Linked DNA regions of Homo sapiens: region 2 is linked to region 1. The links are chromatin loops, found by intact Hi-C in ENCODE. Cell type or tissue: ovary. All regions are shown on one strand. Links, peaks and the distances in the headings refer to the core of each region. The heading gives the core; the rest is flanking DNA. Region 1 overlaps TAFA5 (TAFA chemokine like family member 5). Region 2 has its middle 29 kb from the start of TAFA5.

Region 1 (12,525 bases), core at 2,997-10,996:
CCCCTCTCCAGCCTCTAATAACCATAATTCTCCTCTCTATTTCTATGAGCTCAGTATTTTTTAGCTCTTACGTATGAATGAGAACAGGAGGTATTTATCTTTCTGTGCCTAACTTGTTTCACTTAACACAATGCCCTCCGGAGTCATGCCTGCAGCTGCGAATGACAGGATCTCATCCTTCTTTACGGCTGAATACTACTCCAGTGTGTGTGTGGCACCTTTTCTCTATCCAGGCGCCTGCTGATGGACACTTAGGCTGATTCTGCGTCGTGGCTCTTGTGAGTGGTCCTGCAGGAAACATGAGGCTGAGGCTGCCCTTTTCACGTGCTGCTTTCCTTTCCTTTGGATAAATACCCAGTAGTGGGATTGCTAGATGAGGGCGTAGGTGCTATTTTTATTTTTTTGAGACATCTCCGTACTGTTGTCCACAACGGCTGTACTGATTTACATTCCCACCGATAGTGTATACGGCTTCCCTTTTCTCTGAATCCTTGCCAGCATTTGTTTGTGTGTTTGCCTTTTGTCTTATTGATAATCATTATTCTAACTGGGTGAGTTGGTATCTCATTGTGGTTTTGATTTGCATTTCTCTGGTGATTAGTGATGTGGGGCCTTTTAACATCCATTTGGGGAAAGGACACCCTCTTCAACAAATGATGCCAGAAAACTGGACGTCCACATGCAAAAGAATGAAACTAGAGGCCCAGCGCAATGGCTCACGCCTGTAATCCCAGCACTTTGGGAGGCTGAGGCGGGCGGATCACGAGGTCAGAAGATCGAGACCATCCTGGCTAACATGGTGAAACCCCGTCTCTACTAAAAGTACAAAAAATTAGCCGGGCACAGTGGCGGGCGCCTGTAGTCCCAGCTACTTGGGAGGCTGAGGCAGGAGAATGGCGTGAACCCGGGAGGCGGAGCTTGCAGTGAGCTGAGATCACGCCACTGCACTCCAGCCTGGGTGACAGAGTGAGAATCTGTCTCAAAAAAAAAAAAAAAGAAAAAGAAAAAGAAAAAAGAAAAAAAGAAAGACTGAAACTAGAGCCCTGTCTCTCACATTATAAAGAAACCACTCAGAATGGATTAAAGACATAAATGGAATACCCGAAACTATGAAACTGCTAGAAGAAAACGTACCTGAAATGCTTCGGGACATTGGTCTGCACAAAGGTTTTATGGGGAAGACTCTTCAAAAGCACAGTCAACAAAAGCAATAACAGACAATTGGGATTACACCAAACTCAAAAGCTTCTGCACAGCAAAGGGAACAGTCAGCAAGGTGAAGAAGACACCTGTGGAATGGGCGAGAATATTTGCGGGTTCTTCCTCCAAGGGACTAATATCCAGAATATATTCATACAAGGAACTCAACTCAACAGCAAAAAAACCCCCAAATAATCTCATTAAAAGTAGACAAAAGATATGAATAGATATTTCTCAAAAGAAGACATCCAGATGTTCACCATGGCTCTTTGGTTGATGTTCGGTGTTCATTGTTTTGGAAAACAGACTGGCTATTAGTGATTATAGCTGCGAGAAGGAAATGTGAGTGCAAACCTTCATTCTGTAATAATAAACTTCAGATTTGAGAGAAAAGAACAGGATGGATGTCCACTGAACTGCTTGTAGGGCAATGCTGTATTCTGGGGTGGGGGAACCTGGCTGTGTCATTGAGCAGAGAGCAGCCCCTGAGAAATTTGGCTTGAAGGCCTCCTCCTCCTCCAGGATGCTCCCCTGGCTTCCCTCCCCCATGCTCCCTGTGCTCTGAGCTCCCTGGCTTCAGGAACAACATCAAGGAAGAGGTGGATTTGGATGTGTATGGACTCTGAGGCCTGCGTTCCTGCTGTTTCCTGACCTTGCCCAGGCAGGCAGCCATGCGCATTGCAGGCATTTGATAGACTTCCTTCCCACACTCAAAAGCACTTGAGGACTTAAAGAAATGGGTTTTAGTTGTTTGCAAAAGTCCATCTTTGGAAGATTTCTCACCCCTTCCTTGACATGAGGGAGGGAGGGGCTGGGCACCCCATGTGCCTGGCCCACATGGATATTGCTGTCATCTGTTATGGGGACATGCTCACCTGGTGACTCCAAGCAGTTTTAGGGTCAACCAGGACATTGCATGACCCAGAACTGGTCTCTGCTGGGAAGTGGGGAGACTCAGGAAGCAGGGACAGCCCTGGAGGAGGCCGCTGGGGATCCCAGACCCCAATGACTCCCCTGTCGCTTCTTCTTCATGTGTGGACAGGAGAGAGAAGCCCAGGCCCTGGTCACCACCTGCCAGCAGAGAAGTCCAACCAGTCTGGAATCCCACAGGAAAAGCCACCTTCTCGGGCTGGCCTCTTTTGTCTCCTGCTCCTTGGCAAACTGGGTCAGGTGGCTGACGCTTCCCAGAGCTTCCTCCTCCTCCTCCTCCTCCTCACTGTCTCCTGGGGCTGTGCGTCTGCAGGGAGAAGCGTGATGTGGCTCCCAGGGGGAGGGGAGGCTGCTTATAAGGACAGGAGCACATTCCTGTTGTTGGAAAATGTCCTTCAGTCAGCGCCACACTGCAGGTCTGCAGAAAGCCATTTCTCAGTTTCCATTGCACAAGAGGCCCTCGCCCAGGTCAAGACAAAACTCTGTGTTTTCTCCAACAGACAGAGGCGTCTGCTGTGCAAAGCCGCATTCGTTCTGCAAGGCCCAACCCCTGAGCTCCTAGAAAGGCATTCTCCATTCTCAAGGTTGTCACCCGGCCCGGCACACACAGGCCCTGACGCAGGCCCATCTCTCCAGGTATCGGAAATGAAGCATCACCTGTGGAACCTTACAAGACGGTGCTGACAGTTTCTTCCCGCACTGGGAGAGCCACGGGGCAACTGCCCGCTTGTGCCTGGTGCGTCCCCCGAAGCCGAGGCTGATGTCTGGTCTTGAGCAGTCAGGCGGGCTCCCGGAAAGGGCTACAGATGCGGAACGGGGCTTGCTGTGGGGAACGGTGCGCTCACTCACTCCTCACCATTGCTAGGCTGAGGCCGGTGGCCAAGGTTGGAGCCCCATGGCACAGAGCTGCAGGGAGGGCCACCAGAAGCTGATGGCCACGGTTCAGGCGGGGATTTGGGGAAAGTGTCAAGGGGCCCTCGCCACCCGATTCCGTGTGTGCCTGGTCTGGTAGACCAGGCTGCAAGGTGACTGAGCCCCTGTGGTGGACCAGGCTGCAAGGGGACTGAGCCCCTGCAGGCTGCCTGGTGGGAGGAGGTGGAGGAGATGCCCTGCTGACAGTGGGGCTGGCCCCTTCGCTGCCTCTCGCTGCGCGGCCACAGTGCAGAAAGGAAAGGATCATCTTCTGCTCCGCTCAAGGAGAGGTGGAATTTTAAAGAGAATAACTGGCCGGGAGCAGTGGCTCACGCCTGTAATCCCAGCACTTTGGGAGGCGACGGTGGGCAGATCGCTTGAGGTCAGGAGTTCGAGACCAGCCTGGCCAACATGGTGAAACCCTGTCTCTACTAAAAATACAAAAAATTAGCCGGGTGCAGTGGTGGGCACCTGTCATCCCAGCTACTCGGGAGGCTGAGGCAAGAGAGTGGCTTGAACCTGGGAGACAGAGGTTGCAGTGAGCTGAGATCACACCACTGGCTGAGATCACACCACTGCACTCCAGCCTGGGTGATAGAGCGAGACTTTGTCTCAAAAGAGAGAGACGGCCGGGCGCGGTGGCTCATGCCTGTAATCCTAGCACTTTGGGAGGCCGAGGCGGGTGGATCACGAGGTCAGGAGATCGAGACCATCCTGGCTAACACAGTGAAGCCACGTCTCTACTAAAAATACAAAAAAAAATTACCCGGGGGTGGTGGCGAGCGCCTTTAGTCCCAGCTACTTGGGAGGCTGAGGCAGGAGAATGGTGTGAACCTGGGAGGAGGAGCTTGCAGTGAGCCGAGATTGTGCCACTGCAGTCCAGCCTGGGCGACAGAGCGAGACTCTGTCTCAAAAAAAAAAAAAAAAAAAAAAGAGAGAGAGAGAGAGACTAACTGAAAAGAAGAGGAAAGTAACAACATTTGAAATAAGGATGGTACCAAACCTAGACTGGTTTGTGGTGGGGGGAGTGTGCTGTACACGTGTGATCACTCTGACACAGCCACTCTGGGGTGCGTTTCTTCCCAGGCACAGGCCTGTTTATGTGCAGAGGGTTTCCTGGAGGAAGGAAAGGGTTTGGGACCCTCGGTAACCCTAAAGTTGTCAACCCACCCTACACCGTCTACAGGAAGTCCTCACTCCGCATTGGTGATAAGAGCTGGAAACTGCAAATTTCAGGAAAATGACAGACAGCAGGTCCTGGAGTAACATTGCTTCCTTCGACTGTGTTTTCTTGTAACATCGAAGCGTTTTGTTACAGGCCGTTTTGCTTCAAGCCTCAGTTTCCAAGACCCTCAGGTCCACATGAAGGGAGGGCTCATCGCATGTGCAGAGTTGAGTGCAGCTCCTTCCTGTCACTCAGAGGCCTTCTGTCATGGGCGGCTCTAAGAGCCCCCCCAATAGAAGGACAGACTGGCGATTCCTGGGTGCCACCCCATGCCGGCTTCTAACTGCAGTGTGACCAGACCCATTTCAAGCTCCAGGACCCGGAGGCTTCCCAAGGCTGAAGTCAGCCCAGTGCTCTGAGCGAGACATGGCTAAGAGAAGCTGAGCACCTGGGCAGGCCTGTGCGGCCCCAGAGCCCGCGTCTGCCCTGTGGTTCTGACAGGGCCCTGGCCTTGGGCAGTCTGCAGGAGGAGGAGGTGCCGTGCCTTGCTCTGCTCCATGGGGGCAGTCCCAGTGAGGGCCACTTTGGTCTCCTCGGTGACTCACAGAGACCACCTCATCTGTCTGCCCACTCCCACAGTGCTGGTCCCCAGGGCTGAAGTTGGCAGCCCTGTCTGGGCGCTGTGGGGGCCAAGAAGAGGGCTTGGCCTGGTGTTCTCAGCTTGGATGAGGGCTCTCAGCTACCCAGCAGGGCAGGAGGAAAGGGGGATGATCCAGTCCTCAGAAGACCCTTCCTCCTGCCCTTCCCTTTCCTGTCACTTCCCTCTGAGATCTCAGCCTCTGCAGGTCTCTCGGGGGTGTAGACTCCCCGTCTTGGGGCCAAGCACTTCGAGGCTGTGAGAAAGAAGCTCAGTGCCTGGAAGGAGGTCAAGGCTAGTGTCAGGGCCCTTGGCTGCACCCCAGGCCCGGCCGCGGAGTTGCCGCTGCATATATGAGTGGGCTCGGGATGAAATGAATGCATGCTTCTCAGAAATTCTAGATGAGAAAATTTCCATCTCAATTAATGTAAAATAAGTTTTGGGAGGTGGTGGTAGGCATTGGAAAATTAAATGACACCTTCTTGGCATCTCACGTTGGTGAGAAGGCCAACCGATTATTTTTATATTACAATCCCCAGGCGTTGTCAAATTGATTAATAAATTCATTGAAAACCTGTTCCTTCTTCATAGATTTAATTTTGGTAGCCAGGGAATAACTTCGCCATGACTTTTGAGTCTCAGCTCTCTCTGTCTGACAGCCAACATGGGGTTAATTGAGGTGGCCGCGGCTCCTGGCCCTCCAGAACTTGGGCCACATCTCTGAGGACATGGTCTTTAGTGTCCTGAGGAAACCGAGAACCGCCCTGCAGACCCTGCCCAGGGAGCTTATAAGCCGGGCAGCATGGAGAGCCTGGGGGTCAGTCCCCCACTCATGCCAGCCAGGTGACTTGTCCCGGTGGAGACCCACCGTCCTAGACTACAGGGAACTCTGAAAATTGAGCACAAAACATAGCTCTGAGCTTCCTGGCAGAGAAGGCAAAAAGGGAAAATCCACTGGTCATGTGACCTTCCTTTTCTATTCATGTCTGGCAGCATCTGGGAATGTTGACGTGGTACTAATGGGGCTGTTGCTCTGGGCTGACACCAGGGTGGGTGGCGTTTCCACAAATCATCTCTGATCTCCAAACCATACAGGGTAAGCACTGCCATCTCCATTTTGGGGGTGAAAACACAGAGGTCCAAAGTTGGACATGGCACGGGCCTCCCAGCCAGCAAGTGGCTGAACCTCATTTAGGAATCGTTCCATGGAAAGGAGCAGAGACTCAGATAAGCAGGTGCAGAGCTGGCGAATGCAGGAGCCCAGGCTTGCGCAGGCAGCGTCCTCTCAGCAGTGGGTGAAGAACCTCATTTAGGAATCGTTCCATGGAAAGGAGCAGAGACTCAGATAAGCAGGTGCAGAGCTGGCGAATGCAGGAGCCCAGGCTTGCACAGGCAGCGTCCTCTCAGCAGTGGGTGAAGAACCTCAGTTAGGAATTATTCCCTGGAAAGGAGCAGAGACTCAGATAAGCAGGTGCAGAGCTGGCAAATGCTGGAGCCCAGGGCTTGCGCAGGCAGCGTCCTCTCAGCAGTGGGCTTCTGCAGGCAGGCGGATCACCTGATCGCAGCTGTCTGTCCGCTGTCCTGCCTGACCCCTGACCCCTGCAGGGGACCCTTCTCCTGGGTCACCTTCACGGCACCCCTCTCCTTCAGTGCCTTGACCTCAGACCACAGGGACCTCAACTCCTCCATCCACCCTGGCCTCCTTTCCCCTTCTCCAGTTCCTCTCCTGCCTTCCCATCTGCTCGTCTGCTCTCCCTTGATGCTCCTTTCCTCAGGGACCTCTCTTTTCACAGTGACCCCTGACCTTCTAGTTGCCCAATTCCAAGGGCACCCCTGAGGCCTCATTGCACCCGGCCCTGCTGCATCCAATGCCCAATGCAAGCGGGAGGCCCCCGGCTCCAGGCGGGACGGGGAGTGTGGAGGGCACCGCCCCAGAGGAAGGGACAGTGCGGGGACTTGGGGACAGTGGGCAAGGCCGCTGAAGCCACACCTCAGAACAGGAACTGGCATTGGCCAGGGGATGGGGGTCTCTGTGGGCTCCTCCTCTCCAGGCCCACTGCTGGCTCCCCCAGGGGTCTCCATCAGTCTCGGTGGGCAGGTGTCGTTCCTCCAGGTGGGCTGAACTCAGAGACCCCCACCCTACCCAGGGAAAGGCAACCCGGGCAGCCACCCTCCCCACCCCAGCCTCACTCCCTGTGCGCCGCCTTCACCGCCGCTCAGCACCCGCCGGCCTTGACCTCACCCAATGGCAGGTTGAGGAGAAACAGACTTGGTGAAATAAGGCCTCAGCACAGCTTTCTGATTGGCCCGGCAACGCACTTGCCATTAACTTTATGACGCGCTACCCAAAGACTAATTAAACCAGATGGCGGCGAAACCCACGTGGAGGCGCCGAGACATTTTTACGTTTAAGTTGATCAGAATTAGGTGGAACGGCATATGCTTGTGGAGATTGGGAATTTTTTAACTACATATTAACGGCTTTTCTTAATACTCTTCCTGGTGATCTCAGCACAATCCACCCCCTTTGTGCCATTTAATTCCTGCGATTCCCATTCCCCTGTCACCGAGACCTCGGGGCCGCGTGGTTTTGGTGTAATTTAAGTGAGTGGAATATTCAGTGCAGACATCATCACCATCGTCTGTGACATTCGCTGCTGAACGAAATGGGGGCCCGCCCCCAACTCTCGGCAGGAGCTGGTGGGCCTTTTCCCTGTTGCAGCCTGGGAACGCCTTGGAGAAGGCCATACCCACGGCAAGGTGAGTGCAGCTCTGAACGTTGCAGGGTGAAGCCAGTCTGCACAGGACGTCTCTACTGGCCTCTGCTTCATGTCCCATTGTGTCTGGGCTCGGGTCATGTGGCTCAGGACAGGGGTGGCCCTTCATGAAATCCCCCAAATTTAGATGGAGGAGAAGCCACCGCCACGAAGGCAAGTGCCTTCCAGGAGGTTGGTGGCCGCAGCCCCCAGCCAGGCCAGTGCTGACCCACCTCCGGGACACTGCATGTGGCCCTCACAGTTGTGCCAGGCAGTGCTTGATGGGGAGGGGCTGTGGGGATGTGCACGACCCCATCCAGGTCCTGCTCTCAGAGGGGTCTGGCTGCCCTTACAGACTTTCAAACATCTTATGTATTTATTTTTCGCATAGTTAAAATTCACATAACAAAATCAACCCTGTTGAAGATTGCATTCTGCTGGCATCTAGTGCAGCCACCATGCTGTACAACCCCACAGTAGCCGAGTTCTCGTTTCCGTCACCCCACAAAAAGCCCCGTGCCTATGAAGCAATCCCTCCCTCTGCAGCCATTCTCCCAGCCCCGGAAGCTCCTGCTCTCCCAGACCTTCAGAAGCAAAGGCTGCAGAGGCCTTTCCAGACTGGGCACTCGGACGTCCACCTGAGGTCCTCTCTCTCCTGCCCCCAGCAGGGAAGCCAAAGCAACTGCTACAGGGCCCAGCTGGCACAGACTCCAGGCCCAGCCAGCACCAGCAGTTGCTCAGCATGCCCCATTCTCCCCAGGTCCCAGGTCCTGGGTCCCTGACTTCAGAGGGTCCTGGCCACTGGGACGGCTGGCAGATGCAAGATGGGAAGCAGCCCTGACCCCCACCACCTCCTCCTGGGACACGCCCATGCCCTGCCTCTGCTATCCTTCCTCAGCTGCCTGAGGGCTGGCTGGTGTGAGCCCAGGCTCCTGTAGGGTATGCCAGGAGCAAGCTGTGACCTGGCCCCGGGCTGTGGAGCCCATGCTACTCTCCACTGAGGATCCTGGGCTGCTCTGTCCCGCGTACGGGCATCCGGGTTCTGATAGCCCGCCGGGCCCTGGGCCACCAGAGGCCTTGAATTGCGTCCTGGTGACAGTCAGCCCCTTGCATGGGGCACGCACAGACCTGGGCCTAGGCTGGGGCACCGAGATCCCCACATCCAGCAGCCGCGGTGAGGCTGGCCTGCCTGCTTCCCGGGGCCACCTCTGCCGTGCCGTCTCCTCCCTCTCCCCTGCCCCCTCTGTTGGTTGCTCCTCCCCCGCCCTCTCTGGGCAGGCACGGCCGGGTGGGGGTGAGGTTCTGGCAAAGCCCCCTCTGTTTTCCAGCCCAGTGGCGCTCACATGTGACGGTGCGGGGGCAGCCTCGTGAAAAGCCCCTTTGTGTCTCCTCCCTAATTAAGAAATAGCAGCAGGCTCCGGGGGCCCAGGCCCCACGTCCTCTCTGAACGCTGGCCGTGGTCACAGGCGGCTGGATGGGCAGGCCTAGCAGTGGACTTCAAGGAAGAATCCCCCAGGCCCACCAGGCAGCCCTGCTGCTTTCCGGGGGCTCCTCTCACATTGTCAGGCCACCCGGTAGGTCTGGGAGGCTTTCTCCACCCTCGGGTCCCAGGAGCTGAGATGGTACCCGCAGGAGCCCACGTGGGATCTGGGTGTCTGGACCTGGGGTTTCAGACCTGATTCTCCCTCCTGTTCTGTGGGGCCTCCCTGAGGCTCAGCCCTCCCCTCTGTGAAATGGGGAGAATAAGGCGCTCTGCCCCCCAGAATCCACATTCAGAGAGCTAGAAGTCCTTCCAGGCCTGGACAAAGAGGTGCCCGTCCTCCCCAAACCAAGGCAGAGGGACATCTGAGAGGGTGTCCTGAGTCCACCTCCCCCTGTCCCACCTGGGATGTCCGTCTGTGTCTCCTCCGCATAGCTGCCCATGCCCTCAGGAAAACGAGGGCTCTTGTCTCTTTTCCAGAACCCCAGATTCTGAGGCAAAGGCTCGGAAAGAACCCACAGTTCTCACGGCATTATTGTCACTGAGCGGGTCTTACCCTCCAGCCTGGGAGGCGGACTCTCTCAGAGCAGGGGTGCTCAGCAGGGAGGGCTGACCGAGGGGAGCCCTGAGAGACCCCTGACGAGAACAGGGGGCCTGCAGAGGAAACAGGTCCCCTAAGGTCACGGTCACGCCCAGTGAGACTCCAGCCCAGCTTTCCGGAGTGCTGTGCCCAGGGTCACGCTGGGACAGGCAAGCGGTGTCACCTCTTTTCCTGAAGACACTTTACACCCATGTGGAAAAGGAGAACGGTACTTTTCACTCACCTGGAGGAGGGACAGAGGCAAGGGCTGCCCCTTCCCCCTTTCTTCCTGGGGTGACCAGGCGGCCGGCGGTCCCCCAGCTCACCTGTCCGTCAAGAGCTGTCGGACACCCTGGAGGGAGGGCTCACGTCTGCAGTGCAGCAGGGAGGACGCCTGGGGTCTCCACCCACCGGCTTTGACCTAGCACAATCAACAGCCTTCAGTGGCTGACCCCAGGCCGAGAGCTATAGGGTAGTTTAAATTTGAAAATTAACATGGAATCAAAAGAGACAGAGTAATTTTTCATTCTGCTTGAAAGGTTATTTGCTTTCTCAGCCGATGCTTAGTGTACTGATACATGATGTCAAAAGGTAAATGATTTTAAACCAGATTCAATTTAAATTTCATTACATATTTGTAGGAGATAGAGGCTCCAAGAATCCCGCGTCTTCCCTTTGAGGACCTTTCACTTTTAATAACTCTGGAGCCTAATGCCCTAATCTGTTTATCGCGCAATCGCGTAGTCGCAGGGGCCACGCTTCTCAGACTCAGAATCGGAGCGTCCATGAAACAGGCTGTGGTCTCCAGGGCGGCCCCTCATGCATCTCGCTGCCACTGACCCTGGGTCTTCTCTGCCATCCCAGGCAGCACACGTGTCCTTTTATGTGAAGGGGGGGATGCCCTCCTTGAATGCAGACTCGGGGTGTGGGTCCCCTGTGGCTGCTGGGCCACGAGAGAGGGATGGGTGGTGGGAGGCGGGGACAGGCGGGAGGCCTGGAGTGGGACCAGAAGCAGCTCAGCTGAAACTGGGGGCGGTGGCGGGCAAATCGCGTTCTTCTTGGAGCCCTGGGCTCCTCACGGGCAACTAGAGTGTTCTGAGCAGCTGAGCCCTTGGGAGTCTCTCTGCAGGAGGGAGGTGAGCCGAGCAGGTCCCGTACCTCTTGCCCATCCCAGTCATGGCTGCACCTTGGACCAGTCACCTAACCTCTCTGTGCCATGGAAACAGGGTAATGGCAGGGCCACTGTGCAGAGTGGGAAAGTGTCCCCTCAACATTCATGTCCCCTGGAACCTCAGAATGTGACTTTACTTGGAAATTGTTTGTTGCAGATGGAATTAGTTAAGATGTGGTCACACGAGAGTTGGATAGGCCCTAAATCCAGTGCCCGGTGTCCTTAGAAGATGCAGAGAGACCCTGAGACCACCCAGAGGAAGACGCCCTGTGGAAACGGAGGTGGAGATGGGGGTGACGGGCCTGCTAGCCGAGGAGCCGCTGGGTGGCCAGCCACGCTGGAAGCTGGAGGCCACATGTTTCCCCTGGAGCTCCCAGAAGGAACTGGCCCTGCCAACACTTTGTGGACTTCTGGCCCAGAACTGTGTGAAGATAATTCCACTGTGTGAGATGCCGGGTTTGTGGGATTTTGTTATGCCGACACAGGCCACTAACACGCCACCCTCGGGGTGTGAGGGTCCCAGTACTGACCCCGGCCCAGGTGACACTGGGCATGTGTTGGCTGCTTCCATCCTTCTGTCCATTCCACCGTGCACGGGCTCACCCCGAAGGCCTGGGGCCCAAGGCTGTTCCAACACCCACCACTTACCCTTCTCGCTGGTGAAGTGGCCAACTGCCATCTGATTCTGCAGGTGGGACACCCTATTGGATGAAGTGTTTCTGGAGTGGCCCCTGCACCCAGCAGTGCCTTTGTTGGGGATGGAGAGTCAGAATGCCTGCCATCGGGGACTTGAGATTAATTTGGTGGTGGTCCTAGACGGATGTGAGGGATTTGGAGAGAGACCAGGTGTGGAGGGGCTTTGGGGCAGAGCCGGGGGTGGCCTGACTTGGCTTAATGGGCAGGAAGAGGGGGCATGGAGCTCTCAGACCAGGGGAATGGGCAGCCTTCCCTGATGTTGCCAGAAACTGCTTCCATGTCCTCTCATCTGGTTTAGGGGCCCCTAAACAAGGGGATCTGGAAGGTCGGGAAAAGCCCACTGTCTTTCAGACCCTGGGCTTCAGCACATCCCTCAGGCCAGGGCCAGGGCCAGGGGGGGTCGCAGGGTGGGATGACAGGTTGTGATCCAGGCAGGTGAGGACCTGTCCCCACCGTAAGCAGCCAACCCCTGGAAAAGCCCAGGTGGCTGAGTTCTGCCTGTGTTCAAAAGATGTCTCTTTGTAGGGGATGTGTGCGTGGGAGGCTGGAATTTGCTTTGGAAATTAATTGCCTGTTGAATTCTTCCCACCACGGCCGTAACCGTGCAGGATCCAGGGCATGTGAGGAGGGCTGTGAATGGGCTTCCTCTGGCCCATTTCATCAGTTATTGCCCTATCATCGCTCCTCTGGCTTCATTTACCCAGCAGGACATTGCTTTTACAGGCTCATCTGGGCACTTTTAAAAAATAAAGTCAGTGCATTCCAGGAACCCCTCTTCCCGATTTGGGTTTGTTGTATTTTGCAACATCAAACAGTGAGGAGTGGAAGGTTCCAGATCACGGCCCAGGGACCCCTGGCGTTCAGTTTGCAGACATTCTCTTGCCAGGCAGCCAGCTTTGCTTCCTGTCTGACTTTTGCTCGCCTTTGCTTCCACCTCGTGCTCCCATTTTCTCTCCTTTCTGCATTGCTAATGATATTGTTTGTTCTCGGTGCCACAT
Region 2 (12,525 bases), core at 2,519-10,518, 55 kb before region 1:
GTTCATTGCATTACTTGGCATAAACATGATTTTAATAATTACCATGGGCCAGAACCCACGCCTGCTCTTGAATAATGAGCACTGAATTCTATTATAGTTCAGGATTAAATATCTTCCAGCTCAGTTCCTGCAGCAGGCTGGCGAGGCGATGTCCGTGGCCCAGAGCATGCCTCCATGGTGTATACGGCCCAAGATGAAAAATCCCTGCTGCTATTCTGAGCCCCTAATAACATATCATTTTGCAGCCATATACAGCCACATCTGAATTATAGGCTGTATTTTGTAATCAAGAGGATTTGCTTGAATTTGTTATAATTTTAGGTGGTTTTCTTGTTCACTGAAGATAATAATTATTCTCTACCTGAGGACACATACTAGTCTTATGACAACATCTTCACGTTGGAAACGGTTTATTTATAGTTCTTATCTGCACCATCAATATCAGGAAGCTTTAACATCTGCACGTCTTGGTGAGCTGCGCCCAACATCCCAGCCCCAGAGCAGGGCAGGAGCTCAGAGACCACTCCCACAGCCAATCTCCCAGAACCTCTTCCTCTTGCCAACGAGGACAGTGAGGCCCTGGGAGGTTAGTTGGCTCACCGAAGGTTACCTGAATAATTTAAGGCCCTTTGGTAACACACATTAACTCTGCATTTCAAACACCTCCCCGCTGCAAGTGTATTTCAGCAGTCAGTTTTCTTCACTAACCCATATATGAGGGAGATAGGAAGAGAAGTGCAGGTGGTAAGTCGCAGGTGACCAGACACTTGTGTTAGGAAAATCCAGAGCCCCCCACGCCCCAGGAAGCAGCCAACAGAGAATCGCCTCCATGGTGTGGATTTAGAAAGCAGAGTTTAGAGATTTTTCCTGAGAAATTGTGTGGAAGCATGGTTATTTGAGATGTTCATGAGGTGAAGAACATTCATGGACATGCACACACACACACACACACACACACACACACACACACACACGAGAGAGAGAGAGAAAGGGAAACCCCCTCCTATCCGACGTTGCCTCATGATGTTGATGCTACAGTCATAAAACCTTATTTTGCAGATTACAAAACAATTTCAATAGAATATCCCATTTGATCCCTCCAAAACAAAACCATATGTGGTAGAGAGACAGGTATCATGATTACCATTTTTCAAGAAAAACAAAAGAGATGGAGATCCGGGGAGTTGAGAACTCACTCCCCAACACTGGCTGGGGCCTGTGGGGCGTGGGTACATCTCCTGCTCTCGGCTCCATTGTTCTTCCCTTGCTGTCTCACCCTCCACCCCAGGAGGGTTTCCAGGATCATCACTGTCCAGGTGCCTAAAATCCCACCATCCAGAAGCAACCTGTATCTTGTCATTTATTCAGATGTTATAGATTCTACATAGAAGTCTTTTTTTTTTTTTGAGATGGAGTCTCACTCTGTCACCCAGGCTGGAGTGTAGTGGCACAATCTCGGCTCACTGCAACCTCCATGTCCCGGGTTCAAGTGATTCTCCTGCCTCAGCCTCCCAAGTAGCTCGGATTACAGGTGCACCCCACCACGCCTGACTAATTGTTTGTATTTTTAATAGAGACAGGGTTTCACCATGTTGACCGGGCTGGTCTCAAACTCCTGAGTGATCTGCCCGCCTCGGCCTCCCAAAGTGCTGGGATTACAGGCGTGAGCCACTGTGCCCGGCCTGTCTACATATAAGTCTTATGCTTTGCTGATTAAATGTACCTTTAGGTATTTTAGAAAGTTAATTCGTTATGATGAATAGATTTTCTGTCCATCTCCACTTGAAACTGGATAGTTCTGAAAGAATTGTTATTATTCTGTTGTGAATTGACCTTCTGCCCCAGCGACGTCACCACATTCACGGGTGGTGTTCATGGTGTCTTCAGTCTTTTGGTTTTCTGGGGATACAACCATATCCTGGACCAGTGAATAAGTCTTTTCAATGTTAATTATGTATCGAATAACATTCCAACCAGATTCCCCATGGATATTTTGGCAGACTGGACAAAGCAATCTTCAACTGCACACGGAAGATAGAATGTCCAGGAATTGTTATTTGTTTAATTAAGTATAAATACCTCCTTCCATCAAGACAATATGACATTTCCACACATAGACCAAAACAGATCAATGGAACATAACAAAATGCCCAAATTTGTCACTGCCATGGCCATTTTTATGTGTCAACTTGGCTGGGCTGGAGTAGCCAGTTACTCAGCCCAACGCAAACCTGCGTGTAGCTGTGGAGGTATTTTGTAGATGTGGCTCACACCTCCTACTGATGGGCTTTAAGTAAAGGAGATGACCCTTGATCATGTGGGTGGAACTCAGCCAATCAGCCGAAGGCCTTCAGAGGAAAAACTGAGATTTCCTGGAGAAGAAATTCTGCCTCCAAACAGCAGCGCTAACTCTGCCTGAGTCTCCAGCCTGCCAGCCTGTCCTACATATTTTAGACTTACTAAACCCTGTGATCACATGAGCCTGTTCCTTAAAATAAACCTCTCTTTCCACACCTCAAATTTTCTGAATCAGTTCTCTAATCGGATTAGATTTCAAAGCCCTAATGACTCCATTCCAGGGGTGATGCGTCTGTAACACAATGTGGCGATGGAGACACACACGAGCCCACAACCGGATGCTCCTCATAAAACACGCAGAAGAGCCAAGGTTCTGGGTGGCCATGTATTTGGTGCCTCAGAACATTTTTGTCAAACTAAAGAGCATAAGGAGATTGGCTGGTTCTCCTAATTGTGCTCGGCAAAGCAGGGAAAAAAGAGAGATGAGCTCAGGGATTAGAATTTCCAGCACGAGCACCCGGTAAGTGACCTAGAACTGTCTGGGTCTACCCCAAAGGAAGCCCTTCCCTCCTGTTGCTGCAGAGCTTAGATTTCTGAAAACGAAATCCAGAGTCTCATCCTACAAGTGGCTGAATTGCAATCAAAATTGAATCCCACTTTTTAGGGAGGGTGTTGATTGGAGGGCAGACCTGAATGCCCTCAGGACCACCCCCCCGCCACCCACCTCTCTTTGCTTCCAGGCCTGTAACTAGGCTCAAGTCCCAGAAGAAGCCGAGAGGTCAGGGGTTCATGCACGAGTGTGACCTGTGAGAAGGTGCACTATAATTTTTCTTTTTTTGAGACAGAGTCTTTCTCTGTCGCCCAGGCTGGAGTGCAGTGGTGCAAACTCCGCCTCCCGGGTTCAAGTGATTCTCATGCGTCAGCCTCCCAAGTAGCTGGGACTACAGGCGCGCCACCCTGCCCAGCTAATTGTTTGTATTTTTAGTAGAGATGGGGTTTCACCATGTTGGCCAGGCTGGTCTCTAAATCCTGACCTCAGGTGATCCGCCCGCCTCAGCCTCCCAAAGTGCTGGGATTACAGGAATGAGCCACTGCGTCCGGCCTCACTACAATTTTAAAAACCTACATTTTTCCAATTTATAGAGACAGAAATCTCAGGACTATGTGTGGAAATGGACATTGAGAATGTGGGATAATGGTGGAAGGAATATAAATTCAGGCTCAATTTGTTGATATAGGCTCACTAAGCAGAAATTCCCAATTCAGTGCTGTAGCTCAGAGGTGGAGGGGAGGCGGTGGTGGGGTCTCTAACCATGTGTTGGGCTGGTTGCCTGAAGGCTGAACCACAGCATGTGAGCTGGAAATGCAGGGCTGGAATTGGTTTACTGCAGAAGAAGTGATTCGAAGATCTGGAGAGGTTGGAGCATGACAGTGGACATATCAGTAAGACCCACTCTCACCCTGGGAGGGCCTAGAGGCCATGCCTTTGCCTGTGGCCATGAGAAATGAACGCATGCAGGATCCCAGCTTTGTTGAAGTGCCCTGTCGTTGTTCCCTTCTGTAGGTCAGATATTATGGTGGGAAACGCTGCCAGGGAACTGAGATCCAAAAATGTAATGGGGGTCATTGGCCCCTGGTGTGGCAGGGTCAGGGGGCAGCATTTCACAGCCAGAGAACAAGGGGGCGTGGTTGTGGTGATGGACAGCAGAGTCACTGCAGCAATTAGAATAGTCTGACCTGCAGAGACCTATTGTGTTGGTTGGTGGACTGCGGTGTCCATAAAACAGAAGTAGATGGGCAGGCCGGGCATGGTGGCTCATGCCTGTAATCCCAGCACTTTGGGAGGCCGAGGTAGGTGGATCACCTGAGGTCAGGTCAAGACCAGCCTGGCCAACATGACGAAACCCCATCTCTACTAAAAATACAAAAATGAGCTGGGCGTGTGGCGGGCCCCTGTAATTCCAACTACTTGAGAGGCTGAGGAAGGAGAATCGCTTGAACCCAGGAGGCGGAGGTGGCGGTGAGCCGAGATTGCACCATTGCACTTCAGTCTGGGCAACAAGAGTGAAATTACATCTCTAAATAAATAAATAAGAAGTATATGGGCAGTCTAAGTTTTTACGTGACCTATATAAGTGGAAATGTTCTAGAACAAGTGAACAAAAATGTAACTTGAATCACTCAGCCACAGCCCCTCAATCAATTTCCAGTCTTGAGCCAGTTTACAAACACAAAATCCCTTGAATAAAGGGGAGGCCTGTTCCACCTTAGGAAGGACCCAGCTAGGCTGCCAAAAATTTAGTCAACTTTTCTCCCAACCTTCCCCAAAGGATCTGTGGCCGTTTACTGGGGTAGATGTACATTGGAGAAAAGAAACTAATCAGAGCTTTGGGGGACTGCTGGACACTGGCTCTGAACTGACATTAATTCCAGGGACCCCAGAAGTCACTATCACCCTCTAGTCTGAGTCGGGGCTTAGGGAGGTCAGGTGGTCAATGGAGTTTCTGCTCACGTTCATCTCACGGTGGGCCCGGTGGGTCCCTGAACCCATCGTGCGGTTATTTTCCTAGTTCCAAGTGCATGGTTGGGATAGACGCCCTCAGCACCTGGAGGGTCTCCATACAGGTTCCCTGACCCGTGTTGTGAGGAGTGTTACAGTGGTGGGAAAGGCCAGTGGAAGCCACTATAACAGCCTCTACCCAGGACAATAGTGAACCAAAAACAATACTGCAACCCTGGAAGCACTGTAGACATTGGTGCCACCACCAAGGACTTGTAGGATGCAGGGGTGGCGAGTCCCACTGCGTCTTCACTGCATTTTATTTGGCCTGTGCAAAGGACAACTAGATCCTGAAGAATGACACTGAGTTCTCAAGTCACTTAACCAAGTGGGGACACTCCACCTGTGACTGCTGTACCAGATGTGGGGGTACAATAAGACCTGGGGGCAGGTTTTATGGCTTGAGCTAATGGACACATCCTCTGGTCCCTGGTATACTCGCCCAACTTCGTGGCTTGCTGGGTCAGATAACACCAGTTCATGATGGGCAGCTCAGGTCACACGGTTACTGGGGGGCCCCTGATGAAGTGTTCCATTTGTCCTAAGGTCCAGCAGCAAGCCAAGAGCTGTTTCTCAAAAGGAGAGCAACGACAGCGGATGGTGGGGCTTTGCTCCCAAATTCTAAAACATCCTCCGCTGTGATTTACCTCTGGGGCCTGCCAAAGGCTACACACACAGTCCCTGTCTGCCACTGACACCTCAAACAACACTGGATCTGCTGGGTCTTATGGCCCAAGTGGCAGAGAGTCTGACATGTAAATGTCTTAGCAGTAAGTCGCGAGTAATTGCTACTTCTTGCTCACTAGGTCTCATCAGCATAAAGTCATCCATGGAATGAACTAGTGTGAGCTCTTGTGAAAGTGAAAGGTGGTTGACATGCTAAGAACTCAATTCTGACAGGCTGGAGAGCTGATGGACTGCTGGGGCAGGACCGTGAAGGTGCCTGACTGGCCTTGCCAGCTGAAAGCGAACTGCCTTATGATGGGAATGGAGAAGAAAGCATTTGCCAGATCAGTATCTGCATACCAGGGCTCCTGAACAAAGCGCCCGTGGTGCCTGGGATGGAGGCTGTGCTTTGCCTCAGAAACAGACTCCCGCTCATCAAGCCCCAGTGGCTATGGCCACCATGGATTGTCCAACCTGCCAGCAGCAGAGACCAGCACAGGGCCCCAATGTGGCACCATTCCCTGGGGTGATCAGCCAGCTACCTGGGGGCAGGTTGATTACATTGGACTGCTTCCACCCTGGACAAGGCAGCATTTTGTCCTTGCTGGAACAGGCACTCTGGGCGTGGATTTGTCTTCCCTGCACTCAATGCTGCTGCAAAAACCACCATCCCTGGGCTCACAGCTGCCTCGTCCACCATCGTGCTGTCCACACGGCATTGCCTCTCACCAAGGAGCTCACGTGACACAAATGAAGTGCGGCAATGGGCTCAGGCTCATAGAATGCCCTGGTCGCATCCTGCTTTGTGTAATCCTGAAGCAGCAGAGACCAGCGCTGGGCCCCGATGTGGCACCATTCCCTGGGGTGATCAGCCAGCTACACCGCCACCTTGGTGCCAGCATCACCTGCTTTTGACCGCTGAGAAAACCAAGACACAGAGGGGCTGGGACACACCCTGTTTCTTGCAGGTGGGAAGAGGCAGTGCCAGGAAGGGAACCGGGGGCTGGCATCCCCCAGCCTCAATGCTCCTTCTCAAGTGGAGAGAAGTGCCCTGCGGAGCTGGCAGAGTGTCCCCACCACCTGCGGGCCAGGTCGCCTTTCCCAAGGGCCAGGAGCATGTCCTGGCTCCATCCCAGAGCCAGACCTCAGCCATCCTAAGAAAGCCCTGCCCCGAGAGACTCCTGCTGTGGGAAGGGCCCTGCGGCAGCAAGGACAGGAGGATGTGAGGCAGATTTGGGGTGGGGGAGGACTGCGGGAGGCCAGGTGGGGGAGGGGTGTCACCTGCCCCAGGAACCCAAGGGGGGCAGTGCCCAAGACACACACAGGCACCCCCTCCAAAAGAATGATGGAATAGCTTTTTGAAGACTGGCTACAGCACCAGTTTGGAGGGCACCCATCTTGCACAGAGCACGCCAACTCCCCATTGCAGCCCCGGGCACTCCCGAAACCTCTGCTCTTGCTTCCTGACCCCTGGTCACTTGGGATAAACCTGGAAGGTTCTTCAAGGGCAGGTACAAGACAGAGAAGAAAGCGCAGCCCGGAGGAGAGAAGGTGGGGCATCTCCTCCCCACCGAGGCCACCCTGCAGCCCCCCACAGAGAAGTACAGTGAGAAGGTCACTTTGAAGAGAGTCTGGAGGGAAGCCCTCAGGCTGCACAGGTTTTTATTTGTTTGTTTATTTGTTTTTTTGAGACAGAGTCTCGCTCTGTCACCCAGGCTGGAGTGCAGTGGTGTGATCCCAGCTCATTGCAACCTCCACTTCCCTGGTTTAAGTGATTCTCCTGCCTCCCTCCAGAGTAGCTGGGATTACAGGCACCCACCACCACACCAGCTAATTTTTGTATTTTTAGTAGAGATGGGGTTTCACCATGTTGGCTAAGCTGTTCTCAAACTCCTGACCTCTGGTGATCTAGCCCCCTCAGCCTCCCAAAGTGCTGGGATTACAGGCATGAGCCACCGTGCCCAGCCTAGGCTTTTGACATCTGGAAGCAACCAGAAGAGCTTTGAGATGTGCTCAGGACCTCCGCAGGACAGGGAAGGATGCGGGCAGAGCTCGGCATCAGTTCATTTACTCTCAGCCTTGAGAACAAATGGACCTGCTCTGCCGCCTCCACCAAGGCTGGCTTCTCCGCTCCTGGAATAAACTTGCTAGTCCATGATGGATTATCCATCTAAATATACCACAGGATTTGATTTCTTATTTAAATTTTATTGAAGATTTTTGAATCCAAATTTAGAAATGAAATTAACATGTAATTTTTTCTTCTTTTATTATCATTATCAATCTTTGGTGTTCAGCTTTTCATCTTTTTGTGTGTTCTGGAATAGTTTAAATATCAGGAATTAAAGAATAACCAGAATACAGTTCGGAAATCATTAACTCAAGGAGTCATTTTTATTAGGTGATTTTTAAAATAGTCCCAAGCTCCACTGTGACCAGAGTCTTCCAGGTAAAATGACAGAACTTACGGTACAAAATCAAGGTCAGAAGTGGCTGCATCAAGAAGGGCTGGGAGAGAGGGTTGAGTAGACGCTAGGATGGGGAATTTTCAGTTCTCATTTTATAGACATATCTATGTTATTTTATTAAAGTTATTTCAGATATAAGACAAGACTATAAAGGAGACTAATAAACACCCTCTTGCCCACCACCAAGGTTTAGCAAATCAAAACATGATTTACTTAACAAATTCTCATATCAACTTTTTATTGTGCCATAGAGAACACATCTGAAAGGCCCGCCTCCCTGAGTGTTCACACACAGCGTACATCAGATCACGAGGCAGGACCTGATCAGCCCCAGGAGTCTCTGGCGCTCTGCCTCACCCGAAGGGAGGCTCCAATCTTCCCTGTCATGGCAGGGATGCCTCTTGAGCCTCTTAGCCTCCATGTGAATGGAACCAAAGTCTCTTTTTGCTGATGGAATGTTTGTGGGATTCCTCCAGGAATGACCCTGTGCGTGACCTTGTGGCCCCTCCACTCCCGTTGTGTGTGATTGTATTGTGTGAAGTGTCTGGTGTATGTACCCATTCTCTGGATGAGCAGGCAGCAGGCTCCAACTGGGCACTATCAAGAGAAGTGCTTCCAGAATATTCCAGGAAGTGGTACTTGGTAAACACATGGACCCATTCTATTGGGTTGATACCCAGGAAGGGAACTGCATGGGCACGGAATGTGCTGGTTTTTGGCTTCAGGAGGTGCTGCCCAGGGGCTTCCCAAAGGGACGGTGGCAGACACTGCACTGCAGCAGTGAAGAGGTAGATCCCAGCACATCTGGAGGCTGAGGCGGGTGGATCACCTGAGGTCAGGAGTTCGAGACCAGCCTGGCCAACAGGGTGAAACCCCGTCTTTACTAAAAATACAAAATTAGCCAGGTGTGATGGTGTAATGCCTGTGATCCTAGCTACTCAGGAGGCTGAAGCAGAATAGCTTGAACTCGGGAGGCAGAGGCTGCAGTAAGCCAAGATCGCACCATGGCACTCCAGCCTGGGTGAGACAGAGCAAGACTCCGTCTCAAAAAAAAAAAAAGGTGGAGCTCCTTAGTCCCTCATCCCCAGGCATCTCCCCGGGCTGCTGAATACACAGCGGCAGCTCAGGGAAGCGCACAGGGTGTGAGGGCCATTGGACATGCCTTTTTGTGAGGAGGTTGCTGAATACACAGCGGCAGCTCAGGGAAGCAGCACAGGGTGCGAGGGCCCCTTGGACATGCCTTTTTTCTGAGGAGTTTAGTCAAACATGAGGCCCCACTTTCTGCTGCATTTTTTTTTTCTGAGATGGAATCACACTCTGTCACCCAGGCTGGAATGCAGTGGTGCGATCTCGGCTCACAGCAACCTCCACCTCTTATCCTCCATGTGAACCAAGCACATTCCATCCCCACGCGGTTCCCTTCCTGGGTAAAAACCCAATAGAATGGGTTTGTGTGTTTACCAACAGCCACTTTCTGGAATATTCTGGAAGCACTTCTCTTGGTAGTGCCCAGTTGGAGCCTGCTGCCTGCTCATCCAGAGAATGGGTGCATGCACCAGACACTACGCTGGGTTCAAGCGATTCTCCCGCCTCAGCCTCCCGAGTGACCAGAGTTACAGGCACCGGCCACCGTGTTGCATTGTCTTGCTTCCTTACCCATCTGAAGTTCGTTACACACGTTAGCTACGAGTCCTGTGTTGCAAACCTGCCTTGTCAGTATCCCCGCCCACCAACAGCTGTCCTCTCCCTCTCTTAATGGCATCTTCTAATAAACGGAACGTCCTCATTTTAATGTAACTCAACGCATCCACTTTCCTAGGCCTTGTTTACGAAACCTGCCCCCACTAAGACCACAAAGATGCCCTCCTACACTTTTTTCTAAAAGCGCTCCTGTTTTCACATTTAGAACGGTAATACATCTGAAATTGATTTTTATGTAAGGTAAAAGGCAGGGGTCAGGATGCATCTTTTCCCACACAGATATTCAGCTAATCCCTCCCCACTTATTGAAGAGCCTCCCCTTTTCTTCCTGGACTGCAATCTTGGCTTTCTTTCAAATATATATATATATTTTTAATGAAACTCAAGGTTACAGACAAGTTTTCCCATTAATGTCCTCATTCTATTCCAGGATCTCATCCACAGCCCTACATCAGATTTACTTGTCAAAACAATCTGGTTCCTCTGGTCTGCAAGAGGTTCTACATCTCTCCTTGTTTGTCATGACCTTGACGGTCCCAAGCAGTACGGGCCACGCGTCCTGTGAACTGTCCCTGAGCCTGGGTTTACCTGCTGTTTCTTGGAAATCACACCACAGAAAGGAAATGCCTATCTCAGCACACCGCCCCGGGGGTGCGTGATTTCCACCTGCCATTGCTGGGGGTGCCGACCTTCATCATGTGGTTAAGGAGGCATCTGCCGGGATTCTCCACTGTGAGCTTCCTGTGGTTCCTTTTTGAGCCTATTGTTTGCAAACTAGTCATTGAGTCTGACCCTGCTCCCCTGTTTGGAGAAGAGAGGAGCTTATTAATCTCCACCTCCTGGATAACGAGGAGTAGCTACATAGAATCAGAATTCTACAGCAAAGTTTAGTGTCTCCTCCTCTATTTGTTTATTTATTCGGCCATTTATTTATATTCATGTGGACTTAAGACGCATATTAATTTTCTACACTGGCAAATCTTTTCAAACATTCAGTATTGAAGGCAGGGTTGTTGTTTGCTTCTGATTGAGTTGGAGCAAAAGGGACCAGGCTCAGCCTCTGACCGGAAGCAATAAAGCCAGAGAAAAATACATGAAAAAATCATTTTCCAAACACTGGACACCGGGCTGGGAAGGACCGGGGACCCTGAGAGGAGGGAAACCAGTGCAGTGACCTCTGTGATTGCTTCAGCCACTGCCAAGAGTTTCCAGCCACAGTACCCTGAGGGGCATCCACATGGGGACTGGTGGACCCCTGCGTTGAGTGGACAGAGCTCATGAGAGGGGAGGGCAGCACCGGGAGTGGGCCCCAGAGTTCTCCAGGCCCCCACACCGCACTGTTCACTGAATATTGATCAGCACATGTATGTGAGGAAGCTACCTACACCGCAGTGTTCACTGAATATTGATCAGCACGCGTGTGTGAGGAAGCTACCTACGCCTCAGTGTTCACTGAATATTGATCAGCACATGTATGTGAGGAAGCTACATATATGTACTTCTCTGGCTACAAAGTCAGAGCAAGAACCACCCGGAAGAATGGAAGGAAACGATGTTCCAAGCTCGCCAGGATGGGAATATCGCCCGTTCTCACCAGGCGTCGAGAAGAGCTCAGAGTTCCTGGAACATTGAGGAGATTCTTCAGAAGGCTCATGTCTCTGAATAGGGGAAAATTAGCCCTAGACTAAATGTTGCTCTCATTCTGCCTAATCAATGGGGAAAGCAATTCCTGAAAGGATAAAACTATTTCCAAGTAACGTAATTGTATATCAGAACAGAGCTCAAAAATAATGTAGGAATATAAAAAATTTAATACCAAAGAAGATAAAATTCATAACATCTGGCATCCAATAAAAAAACTACCAGGTAGTGCAAAATGAAGAGTAAAAAAAAAAATCAACTAAAATCAACCCATGACCAACACAGATGTTAAAATTGGCCAAAACAGACATGAATATAGTTATTTAAATTATAACCAACCACAAGTTCAAACACTAGAGCAAAGATTGGGCATGTTAAGCAGAGACTTGGAGGTTATTAAAAAGCACCAAATCAAACATGAAAACTGCAGTGTATGAGATGAAAATACACTGAATGAGATTAATGGAAACTTAGACATTGTGAAAGAAAATATCAGTGAACATGAAGGCATAGCAATAGAAACTATCAAAAATGAAATGTATAGAGAAAAAACTAAAACAACAGCATATTAGTGAATGATAGAAACTTTTTTTTTTCCTTGAGACATAGTCTTGCTCTGTCTCCCAGGCTGGAGTGCAGTGGCATGATCTCGGCTCACTGCAACCTCTGCCTCCCAGGTTGCAGCGATTCTCCTGCCTCAGCCTCCTGAGTAGCTGGGAATATAGGTGTCTGCCACCATGCCCAGCTAGTTTTTTGTATTTTTAGTAAAATGGAGTTTCACCATGTTGGGGAGGCTGGTCTCCTACTCATGACCTCAAGTGATCCACCTGCCTCGGCCTCCCAAAGTGCTGGGATTACAGGCATGAGCCACCGCGCCCGGCCGAGAAACTTTTTAGTAGCCTAATATATTTGTCCTTGGAGTCCCCAGAGAGACAGGAAAGAAAGGAAAACATATTTGAAGAAATAATGGCTGACATTTTCGTGAATTTCTGGAAAACTCTAAGCCCAGAAACACAAGATGCTCGTGAGCCCCAAGATTAAGAAATAAGAAAACTACCAGCTGCATCCTCATAAATTGTTCTAAACTACTGATCAAGAGAAAACTTTAAAGCAGCAAGATACAAAGTTATATTACATGCAGAAGAACACAGGTCAGCACGGCAACAGATCTATCATCGGAAACCATCCGAG

What was found. Peaks named below come from ENCODE experiments on the same cell type or tissue, not always from the same donor. Only the 100,000 strongest peaks of a DNase experiment are listed, where the experiment ranks them.
Region 2: a loop joins it to region 1, with 2.9 times the contacts of the local background. A loop is called at or near these places in 2 of 110 quality-filtered maps.

The regions. Positions count from the first base shown.
Region 1 is chr22:48,508,970-48,521,494 of GRCh38, forward strand. All of the region lies in intron 1 of TAFA5 (TAFA chemokine like family member 5), which reads left to right. Among named protein-coding and RNA genes, the nearest start is that of TAFA5, 26 kb to the left of the region's middle. RefSeq lists enhancers at 1,664-2,604, 2,605-3,544, 6,361-7,101. In ovary, for the core only: no CTCF peak of the experiment used is centred there; no DNase peak of the experiment used is centred there.
Region 2 is chr22:48,454,122-48,466,646 of GRCh38, forward strand. No RefSeq gene overlaps it. Among named protein-coding and RNA genes, the nearest start is that of TAFA5, 29 kb to the right of the region's middle. In ovary, for the core only: no CTCF peak of the experiment used is centred there; a DNase peak (open chromatin) is centred at 5,930.